2 separate regions of the Homo sapiens genome follow, and region 2 is linked to region 1. Evidence: read pairs that join two places in POLR2A ChIA-PET (ENCODE). Cell type or tissue: GM12878. All regions are shown on one strand. Each heading gives the region's core, and the rest is flanking DNA. Links, peaks and the distances in the headings are about the cores only. Region 1 overlaps JMJD1C (jumonji domain containing 1C). Region 2 holds the start of LOC107984238 (a long non-coding RNA gene).

The links. Peaks named below come from ENCODE experiments on the same cell type or tissue, not always from the same donor. Only the 100,000 strongest peaks of a DNase experiment are listed, where the experiment ranks them.
Region 2: POLR2A ChIA-PET joins it to region 1 with 9 read pairs; 4 of 35 experiments call an interaction of 5 or more read pairs at or near these places.

The regions. Positions count from the first base shown.
Region 1 is chr10:63,223,886-63,229,270 of GRCh38, forward strand. All of the region lies in intron 3 of JMJD1C (jumonji domain containing 1C), which reads right to left. Among named protein-coding and RNA genes, the nearest start is that of NRBF2, 93 kb to the left of the region's middle. In GM12878, for the core only: no CTCF peak of the experiment used is centred there; no DNase peak of the experiment used is centred there; H3K27ac peaks cover 2,198 bases.
Region 2 is chr10:63,696,528-63,701,912 of GRCh38, forward strand. It overlaps LOC107984238 (a long non-coding RNA gene), which reads right to left and starts at 3,832. Exons shown (of 3, transcript XR_001747468.2): 1 at 3,756-3,832; 2 at 1,561-1,688. In GM12878, for the core only: no CTCF peak of the experiment used is centred there; no DNase peak of the experiment used is centred there.

The DNA of each region.
Region 1 (5,385 bases), core at 240-5,239:
TGGGATTACAGGTGCCCACCACCAAGCCCGGCTAATTTTTGTATTTTTAGTAGAGACGGGGTTTCGCCATGTTGGTCAGGCTGGTCTCAAACTCCTGACCTCTTGATCCGCCTGCGTCCGCCTCCCAATGGGATTACAGGCATGAGCCTCCGAGCCCAGCCTTATAAATATTTTTTCAACAGGTTAAAATAATGGGCTCTATTTCCAAGATCATTAAACAATATACAAATATTTTTCCAACAATAAACCATTAATTATCTAGCGGAAATAGCATACCATTAAAAACTGTTAAATTGAGTCCCTTTACTGATAATGACTTTATGTAGGTTCAAACTCTGGTCTCTCAATCTCCTCATCTATAAAGCAGAGTTACTAATATTTCCCTCTTTTTCTATCTTAATAAATGTTTTAATAAGATTTTTTCTTATGTACAAAAATTAGCTTTCTTAAAATATCTAATTCTGATTTATGACATTTGAGTGCTGAATGATGTGAACTACCTGGTTAATTAAAACCCACAAAAAGTATCCCAATGCACTGCCTGATTTATGACAGGCATTGTTGTTGAATTCCTCCCCCTCGTCTACATATAGTACTTTGTAAGTTACAGGGATTTCTGTTACATCATCATTCCCATTTTAAAGAGGATTATTAAAGGTTAAATGAGCAAATCTTGAAACAAAGCCAAATAGGTTTTTTATATATATATTTACTGACTTGAATAATTTTGTAAAGGTGCTAAATGTTAGACAGAAGTCAACAAGGCTGACTTACAGATAAGAGAAATTAAGGGTCTGGAATTAAAAACTAGCTATGAATATCCACTATCTTTCACAGAATTTAAAAGGTCTTCAGCTGTGCCTTGAGCTCGTGTGAGATTAAAAATCCACTTAATGGGCCGGGTGCGATGGCTCACACTTATAATCCCAGCACTTTGGGAGGCCGAGGTGGGTGGATCACGAGGTCAGGAGTTCGAGACCATCCTGGCCAACATGGTGAAACCCCATCTCTACTAAAAATACAAAACCTAGCTGGGTGTGGTGGTGGGCGCCTGTAATCCCAGCTACCAGGGAGGCTGAGGCAGGAGAATCGCTTGAACCCAGGAGGCAGAGGTTGCAGTGAGCCGAGATTGCACCACTGCACTCCAGCCTAGAGACAGAGCGAGACTCTGTCTCGAAAAAAAAAGAAAAAAATCCACTTAATGGCACAGTCTTCACATTTCACACTTTAAAGACAGTAACTATAAGTAGTTACCTATATATAGTTCTTATCTTGAATAACTAATACCTATTAATTTTTCAAAAACAAGTCACCTAAGCTAATTGAAGAGACAGGACCCTCTATGAACCTCTCCTCCTATGTAAACTGTATCCTATTTGAGCTACTAGTTATAACCTCCAGCAAACGACAAATGGAAAAAAATCAGTTCACTAAGCATCTGCTTTATTAGAAATGTATACAGAACACAGAAAAAGTTCAAAAAACATCTTAAATGAGGTTTGGGGGTACATCAGTCACTTGTGTGTTGTTCCTCCTCTTGCAAAGATAGACATGAACTCTAATTGAACATTAGTGAGACACCTTAATGTACTGATACACAAAAATAGCTACCATAAGGCCAGGCGCGGTGGCTCACACCTATAATCCCAGCACTTTGGGAGGCCGAGGCAGGTGGATCACCTGAGATTAGGGGTTCGACCTGGCCAACATGGTGAAACCCCGTCTCTACTAAAAATACAAAAATTAGCCAGGTGTAGTGACACACGCTTGTGAATCCCAGCTACTGGGGAGGCTGAGGCTGGAGAATCACTTGAACCCGGGAGGTAGAGGATGCAGTGAGCTGAGATGGCGCCATTGCACTCCAGCCCGGGCAGCAAGAGCGAGACTGCATCTCCAAAAAAAAAAAAAAAGCTAACCTAAAGGTGCATTTACTATGGCAGACACTATGCTGGGTACTTTCCATACAGTATCAATTGTAACAACTTTGTGAGCTGATATACACAGTATGTTCAGAGAGGTTCATGGTTACAAGCAGGAAGTGACAGAGCTGTTATCTGAACTTAGTTCTGTGACTTCCAGGGCTCAGGTTCTTCTCCCCCACCCCCCCCTTCCCTCCACATACACTCTCTCTCATTAGCACAATCAAAAGAAATGAAAGTTTACTATTATTGCCTTTTAAAATTTGACACATTTCTTTATATGTAAGGGGTAAAAGGCAACATTATCTTATAAACTGAGGCTGACTCAAAAGCAAAGAACAACGGGTGGAAGATACCTTTCTATAAACTTCTAACACTGGTTATGTGACATTCCACATATAGAAATAGTCAAATACTCATCAAAGAGAGGAGACTTAGGGTGGCAAACTCATGCAATCTTATAATCAGAAAGTGTAAAAGAGAAGAAACCTCACTTTGGTGATGTACCTTAGTCATGATCTACAAATACCCAAATGCTGTTTTTTTCTAGGTTAACACTGTGCTGAATGACTGCTTGGATGATCAAAATAAAGGTATTTTTTCACGTGTACAGGAGGGGATAATGGGGCCGGGTGCGGTGGCTCACACCTATAATCCCAGCACTTCAGGAGGCCAAGGTGGGAGGATCCCTTGAGTCCAGGAGTTCGAGACCAGCCTGAGCAACATGGCGAGATGCCATTGCTACAAAAAATTTAAATATCAGCCAGGCATGGTGGGGTGCGCACCTGTAGTCCCAACTACTCGGGAGGCTGAGATGGGAGGATCACTTGAGCCCAGGAATTCAAGGCAGCAATAAGCTATAATCGTGCCACTGTACTTCAGCCTGGGCGACAAAGCACAACCCTGTTTCAAAAAAAAAAAAAAAAAAAAAGAGAGAGAGAAGGACATGATGGAGTAAAAGGCTGAAATCAGGCCGGGTGTGGTGGCTCATGCCTGTAATCCCAGCACTTTGGGAAGCCGAGGTGGGTGGATCACCTGAGGTCATGAGTTCAAGACCAGCCTGACCAACATGGTGAAACCAAACCTCATCTCTACTAAAAAATACAAAAAAAATGTATTTAGGTGTAGTGGTGCGCATCTATAATCCCAGCTACTCGGGAGGCTGAGGCAGGAGAATCCCTTGAACCTGGGAGGCAGAAGTTGCAGTGAGCCTAGATTGTGCCACTGCACTCCAGTCTGGGTGGCAGAGTGAGACTCTCAAAGAAAAGGTTAAAATCAGGCTGGAATGTGTATTTTGACAGTAAGACTACTGTACTAACATAATTTTAGGTGATTATGTACTTTCTACTTAATTCGAAAGAAAAAAATAACCATCTAGGTAATATAAAACATAAGCTCAGAACACTAAAATATTCAGATATGCCTAGTTAGGTTTAATGACACCAGTATTATGAAAATGTTAAAAATATACACAACTCATTTCCTAAGATAATAAGGTAGAGTGCTCCTTGCCAGTTCAAGAAATATATTATTTATGTCACACATAGTCTCATTTGACTGCTGACAAAAAACCAACAAAGGGTGGTTAGTTTCTAAGTGACAGAGAAGACTGGCTTAATAACGTAACAGATTTGCTCAAAAGTCTCAACTGATGTCTAGAGTAGCACTTTCATTTTAGGATAAAAGAAATATCACAAAACTGCAGCAGTTTCTCCTCCTTTGGACAATTTCTGATAGATAATGACTGAATGCTCACTTTCAAATTGATACTGATATGTGTGGCTTATTAATGGAATGATTTTCCCCTCTGCTATAAAACCCTTGACCTTTGTGGTAACATCCAGTGTGCTTTCTTAAATTCCATTCCATGACATAAATTTCTCCATAAAAACCATCTTTGATAGTATAAGAGTTACCATAAAAGCAATTATTTTGTATCCTGAACATCAGATTAGGTGATTGAACATGTTTTGCCATACCAGTTTCGCCAGTCATAAATTCATGGTTTAGCAAAACTACAAATAGTTGCTTGTTCTTAGATCCCTGAGATTGCTGGCAACAGTTTTAAAACGTGAATGTTAAGTCCACAAGAGTGACATTAATTTTTACCACACCACATCTTTTTAACTTATACAAGAATCCATTTTGCTAATAAGGATTTGCTGGGACAAGAAATATATAAAGTTTGAAAGTTGCTACAGGGGTGCTCAAAAAGCAAAGCTGTCTATACCACCTGCAGTTAACTAAATGAAGGTACCGCTGAAGGCTTCCATGTATTTTCATGAATTATAATAAGGGCTAGCAAACATTTTTTGTAAATGGCCAGAAAGTTAATATATTAGGCTTTATGGGCCATACCAGTTGTCACAACTACTCAACCCTGCTGTTACAGCAGAAAAGTAGCTAAAAAAATACCATAAAAATACATAAATGAATGAGCATGGCTATGTTCCAATAAATGTTTCTATATTAGCATTCTATGAAATTTGAATTTCATAGAATGTTTAGGTGTTATGACATATTCTTCTTTTTGAGTTTTTTTCAACTGTTTAAAAATCTAAAAGTAACTGGACACAGTGGCTTGTACCTCTAATCCTAGCTACTCAGGAGGCTGAGGTGGGAGGATCCCTTATGCCCAGAAGTTCAAAGCTACAGTGAGGTATGATCACTGTAGTCACTGTACTCCACCCTGGGTGACAGAGGGAGATCCTGTCTCTAAAAAAATTAAAAAGGAAAAGATAAAAACAAGAAGCAGGCTGGATTAGCTTGTAGGTACAGTTTGCCTTTTCCTAATTAAAAACAACAAAACAGAACAACCAGTATGAAGCAAGATTAAAAACTTCTACATCAATGTATCAAATACAATTTTAAATATACTAATGCAATTTGATCTAACTGACTGCAAACTCTTATTTCCACAAATGCTTGAAATATATACAATCAGGAGCACAGGAAATTAAATCAATACCAAATCCTTTTCACCAGTAAAGACAAAAATATCTTAAGGTAAATACATTATTTAAACTTTCACAAGTAAATGAGTTTCCCTGATTTATTCTGGACAATGCTTAGCCTTCCAAATATAACAATATACTTGATTTTAATGTACATAATTTAGGAAAAATTATCTAATTTGCAAGATAAGATTTCCTCCATTAGGTCAATGACTATTACATTCAGAGATTGGAATCATCATCTTCTCTGGGCTCTCAAGTAAAGTAAAAATGAGAATATGCATTAAAAAGTAAGAGATATTATAAAGATAGTCTACCTGATTTATTAAGGACACGATAGATTAATCTCTTAAGCTCTCTATGTAGGTGTGTGTGTGTCTGAGTACATATAAATATAAATAAATACTTTTTTAAAAAAAAGGAAACATATTAAAAGATTTCACATAATTAAAAGCAAGGGGTAATTAAGTCTCCGTATACAAAATTTCATCATTTGATTAGCTGTGGTTAAT
Region 2 (5,385 bases), core at 220-5,219, 470 kb after region 1:
CCAATCTTTAATTATGTTCTAAATAACTAAGGTCAATTGCTAACTGCTCTCTAGGTAACAGGGTTTATCACATCTTTTATTCTGTAAAGACATTCTGCATTGAGTATCACAGTTCCCTGTCCTTTCCTCCCCATTTATACAAATGCTTCCATGCAGCAGAAATCATTCTGGGATAGTATGGAATATGTTGGGCTAAGAGGAAGAGAAACAGCTATCATAGTGGATAATGGCTAGATGATCCTCTCTGTATTCGGCTCTCTGTGCTGACTGCAGAGAACTGCCATAAAGTTCTGCTCACTTCTGAACTGGCAATGCTTCCTAAGTATTTTTTAACCTAATCTGCATCTTTTCTACATGAAAGGAGGTGCTGGACTCCAATTGTGATGTGTGAAACAAGACAAGCTGTTAAAAACTCATAGAAATTGGCCGGGCGCAGTGGCTCACGCCTATAATCGTAGCACTCTGGGAGGCCGAGACGGGAAGATCACCTGAGGTCAGGAGTTCGACACCAGCCTGGCCAACATGGTGAAACCCTGTCTCTGCTAAAAATACAAAAATTAGCCTGATGTGGTCGAGTGCGTCTGTACTCCCAGTTCCTCGGGAGGCTGAGACAGGAGACTCGCTTGAACCCAGGAGGCAGAGGTTGCAGTGAGCTGAGATTGCACCCCAGCACCCCAGCCTGGGTGACAGAGCAAGACTCCGTCTCAAAACAAACAAACAAAAACTCATAGAAATCATCACCAGGTTGACTCCACTCCACTCCTTTCCACTTTTCCCCTTAAAAATGTCCAATAACCAGAAAACAAACAAATCGTTCTTTTGAAATTATTCTCCTTGGCCTTGTAGCTAATGGAAAAACTGAGCTTCAGAGAAATCTTGAAGGTAGCCAAGGAGAACTTAATTTAAGTCACAGTTATAAAATTTTAAGCTGAAAGAGTTCATAAGGATTACTTAGTCCGGTCTCCATGTTTTCAGGTGAGGAAACTGAGACTGGGAAAAGTGAATTGACCTGATTTAAAAAAATCACAAAGCCAGAACTTGATATTTTCAGTGCTGATGAGGGTACAATTTTTTTGTATTTCTAAGATGGAAGGTCCATGCTCCCTGAGTGCGGAGACCATCTTATCGCCTCTGCCTCAGCAACAATACCTCTGCCTTGGCCACAATACTTACTGCGGGCTTGGAGACATGTTGTAAATTGCACCAGTTTGTTGTCTCTCAGTTGCAAGTGATTAAAAGACAGACAAACAAACAACAACCTCAAGAAAAGCCCAGCAGACATTCATTTAAGGAAAAGGAAAAATGTAAATGGAGTAATTATGTAATTGAGAAATCTAGAAGGTTTGGTTTCAGGCATCCCACGGTCCAACAGCCCAAATAACATCAACAGAGCATGATTTCTCTGTCATGGATCTGTTCCACTCTCCTATTCTCGGATAGGTTCTTCCCTCATAGTTAAAAGATGGTTGCAAGCTGCTCTAGGCTCTGTATCCTCTAAGATTTAAGTCCAGTAAAAAAGAACCAATATCTCCTTCCCAGAAATCCCAGAAGTAGACTCACATCATCCTGTTGGCTCTGATTGAGACCGTGGTGCCATCCACAAAGCAATCACCGGGGCCAGGAGAAATGCGATACATTGATTGACTTCAGCCTGAGTCACATATAGTGAGAATGAGTACACAAATGATCTGAAAAAAGTTAATACACATATGTTATTTATGATTTGCTAACAAATACTTTTACAGCACTTATTCTGTCAGCTTGTTCTAAGAACTTTATAAATATTAACTCATTTAATCATCTTAACAACTCATTGAGATAGGTACTATTGTTATCCCCATTTTGGAAACGAGAAAACCAAGCCAAAGAGAGGTTATGCAATGTGCCCAAGGTCACACAGCTTGTAAGCAGCAGAGTAGCCACAATTCTAACACAGCCAGTCTTGCTCCTGAATACCTGCTTCTTCACTGCCTGAACCAAGTCATTTAATCCTCTCTCTTTCCATCTTCTTAACTACAACAGTTTACTAAAGCAGGGACTATGATTTTTCTTCTTGTGAGGAGGCTGGTTAACAGAAAGGGGAAGTGCTTTACGAAGGTGCACTGGCAGGGCCTGAGGTAAGGGGCTGATCTTGCTCTGCATGAGTAACAATTCATTCACCGTGTCCTGGGCTTCCTTTGCAAAGATGCTTTTTGGACCCCTCTTGTAGATGTGTTCATATGCACATCATATTGCTAATTCCTGAAATGGAGAAGATTTGCCAATAAACTTCTTGGAGATGGATAACTTCTTAAATGTCAAATGAAACACTGAGCCATTAAATTGTGCTGTTTAAAATGTCAGGGAAAACCATTAGTTTTGCAGATGGAGCTTCAGTGTGGTCTGGCTTCAGGCCTGTGAAATGACTCCTGTCTTGGAGAAGAATCCTTCTTTTCTTATTTTGAAATGTTGTTATCGTTTTGTCCAGAGAGTGGTTTAAGAAGCAGTGCTGGTCTCTGAGCCCAATGTAGCAATGGGGAAATAGTGTAATTCCTCCTGTCTCCTCCAAGGCGCTTCCACTCTATACTACCCTGCTCTTCCCAAAGTCTCCATGGACAGCTAGCAACTGTCCTGCTCTCTTCCTGGCTTCCTTCTTCCCCTCACCCCAGTTGCAAACCTCTGGGTCCTTCAGAATCCATTTCCAGTTGTGTTATTTTAAGCTGTTTTCCTGCACAGCACAGCAGAGGCTGGTAAAGTAGAAGTTATACTTCAAGAGAATATCAGAGCTGAGTGATTTTGAGGGGAACAGCCCTCAGGCAAGTACCAACGAATGACCAGTGCCAGTGGCGAGTTAGACCCTTGAGGCCTTGGGTCTATTTCTCCACACCTGTCACTTTCATCCAGGTATTGTCAGGTGATTAGGAGCCTGAAGCAAATCACCAAAAAGTAACCTGAAGTTTGAGTGCTACGTGTGGAAGTGGAGAGGAGAGGGTCTACTAACTTCCCTTGTAGAAGGAGAACTTGGAGAGGAGGAGTTAGCACTGCCTCTATGTGTTGGTGAAGCTCCAGCTTTATAAAGCACAATTTTAGTACAGTGAGCTCCTCCTCTTCCTCACTTCCTTGTTCATCATGACCCAGCTTGACCATCTCAGAATTGTTAGGTTGTAGGAGATGACCCCCAATATGTTTCTATATCTGAAATTATATGGTATGGCTTACCACATAATTTACAAAAAACAACATTAATTTGGGGGGAGATGGATAACTGTTTTGATAGCATAGGAGACCACTATCTTGGATCTCACCAAGACTCGATATGAGTATATTATTTTACAAATTCTAGATAGTCCCATTTATAAAGAACTCTGAATAGGGTGAGCAATGGGGCAGGGCATAGAGCCAAAAGCAGTGAACTGCTTGTCAAAAGGCTCAGTTTTTCCAACTCTAAAACCATCCAGCTGGGTAATGTTGAACAAATCAAAATCTTTCTTATCTTTTTTTCCCCTCTCTGGTGAAAAGAGGAAATAAACTAGATAATTTTTAAGATCTGCTTCCTGCTTGAAGAATCAAAGTTGTGTCTATGAAATCAGATTAAAACCATTAACAATTATTTTTTATGTCTGCAGTCTTAGAAAATTTAAATAAATATTTGTCCCTAGGTAACAGACAAGAAAACTGAGATACAGAGAGATTTATATGCCACCTAACATCAAAACCTAGAGCCCTTCTGAGAGATCATATTCCCTTGTACGATACTTGGTCAGTGAGTCACTAACCTCCATCACACAGGCCAGGCTGGCTCTTGCAGTCCCGGGAGTAACACAGTAATGTCAGTGGGTATGAATAGTTTGAGTCTCAGATCACTCAGCTGGGAGATGATATTTAGAACGATGGCTCAAAAACAATTCTGACCAAGCAAAGCATTAGTCAGCTTGGGAAAAACTTTATGGGTTGGGAAGAACTTCTCAGGGAGGGAGAAGTAACAGTATATTCTATTCATCCCAGGAGGACCATTGCCATAAATCCGTGAGGAAAGGATTTGTTTTGGACCTACACAGAGAAAAGGGAGGCAGTAAGGAAAAGCAAGCTGGATTGGGAGTTAGAAGACTATTTCTAGTTTAACTCTGCCAAATACTTAGCACAGGGCAAACTAGATACCCTTTCTGGCCTTCATTTCTTTATCTCTAAGATGGAAAGATAAGACTAGATGATCTCCAAACTTCTTTAAGCTCTGACATCTACTGGATTTCTTCCAAAAGCACAAACTGTTTCCTGTGCCACAGAGGTCATTCAGAGGCTTCTCCTTATTTTTCAAAATGAATCCTAAACAATTAGAGTGATTTCTCTTCTCATGGTTCCCGTCACCCCTCCTCTGTGTTCTCTTGAGCTTATGAATACCTCCCTATAAGTAGCCTCATCACAGCCTACTTTGTATTATAAAGAATATTATGTTTTCCTGTTGTGGGCTTTTGGCAAACAGTAACCAAGTAATTAATTTTAGGCTCTTCTAAAGCATGTAGTGAATGCTGCCTTCCCCTTTGTTTATTAGAATTGCATATTCAGGAAATTACAAGTCTATGATTGCTCAATATTTCAAGTATTACTGTTTCTCAGATTTTCAGTGCAAATGATTGAATAATTATTCCCTGTGTAACTTTCATGATACTATGCAAATACAGAACTCCTTTGCTTATGTGTACAATTATTGGTTCATAATTTTTTTATTAAGAGAGTAGCAATTTATATATGTATATGATTATGTGTTTGTATATATAAATATAGATATAGATATAGATATAGATATAGATATAGATATCTTTTTTCTCCTGTACCAGTATATATTTCCTTGGCTTCAATAATTGGCATTTTTTTTTTTTTGAGATGGAGTCTCGCACTGTCACCCAGGCTGGAGTGCAGTGGCACAATCTTGGCTCAATGCAACCTCTGCCTCCTGGGTTCAAGCAATTCTCCTGCCTCAGCCTCCCAAGGTAGCTGAGATTACAGGTGCCCACCACCACACCTGGCTAATTTTTGTATTTTTAGTAGAGACAAGGTTTCCCCATGTTGGCCAGGCTGGTCTTGAACTCCTGACATCAAGTGTTCCACCTGCCTTGGCCTCCCAAAGTGCTGGGATTACAGGTATGAGCCACCGCACCTCGCCGGCAATTTTTATATAATGTTTTTCATTTTTATGCTGGAGCCCACCTCACTTTTTCCAAGTCCTTCTTACATGTTGCTCATTATAAGGCCCTTATGAAGAATTTGAAAGTGGAAAGTGTTCTTCCAGGTCATCTCTGATCTAACCCCTTATTTTATGTTGAGAAAACAAAGGCCCAGAGAGTTTAAAATGTCACTGCCGGTCATAGCCAAGGGTGAGCTAGAACTGATGCGTCTCAATTTCCAGCC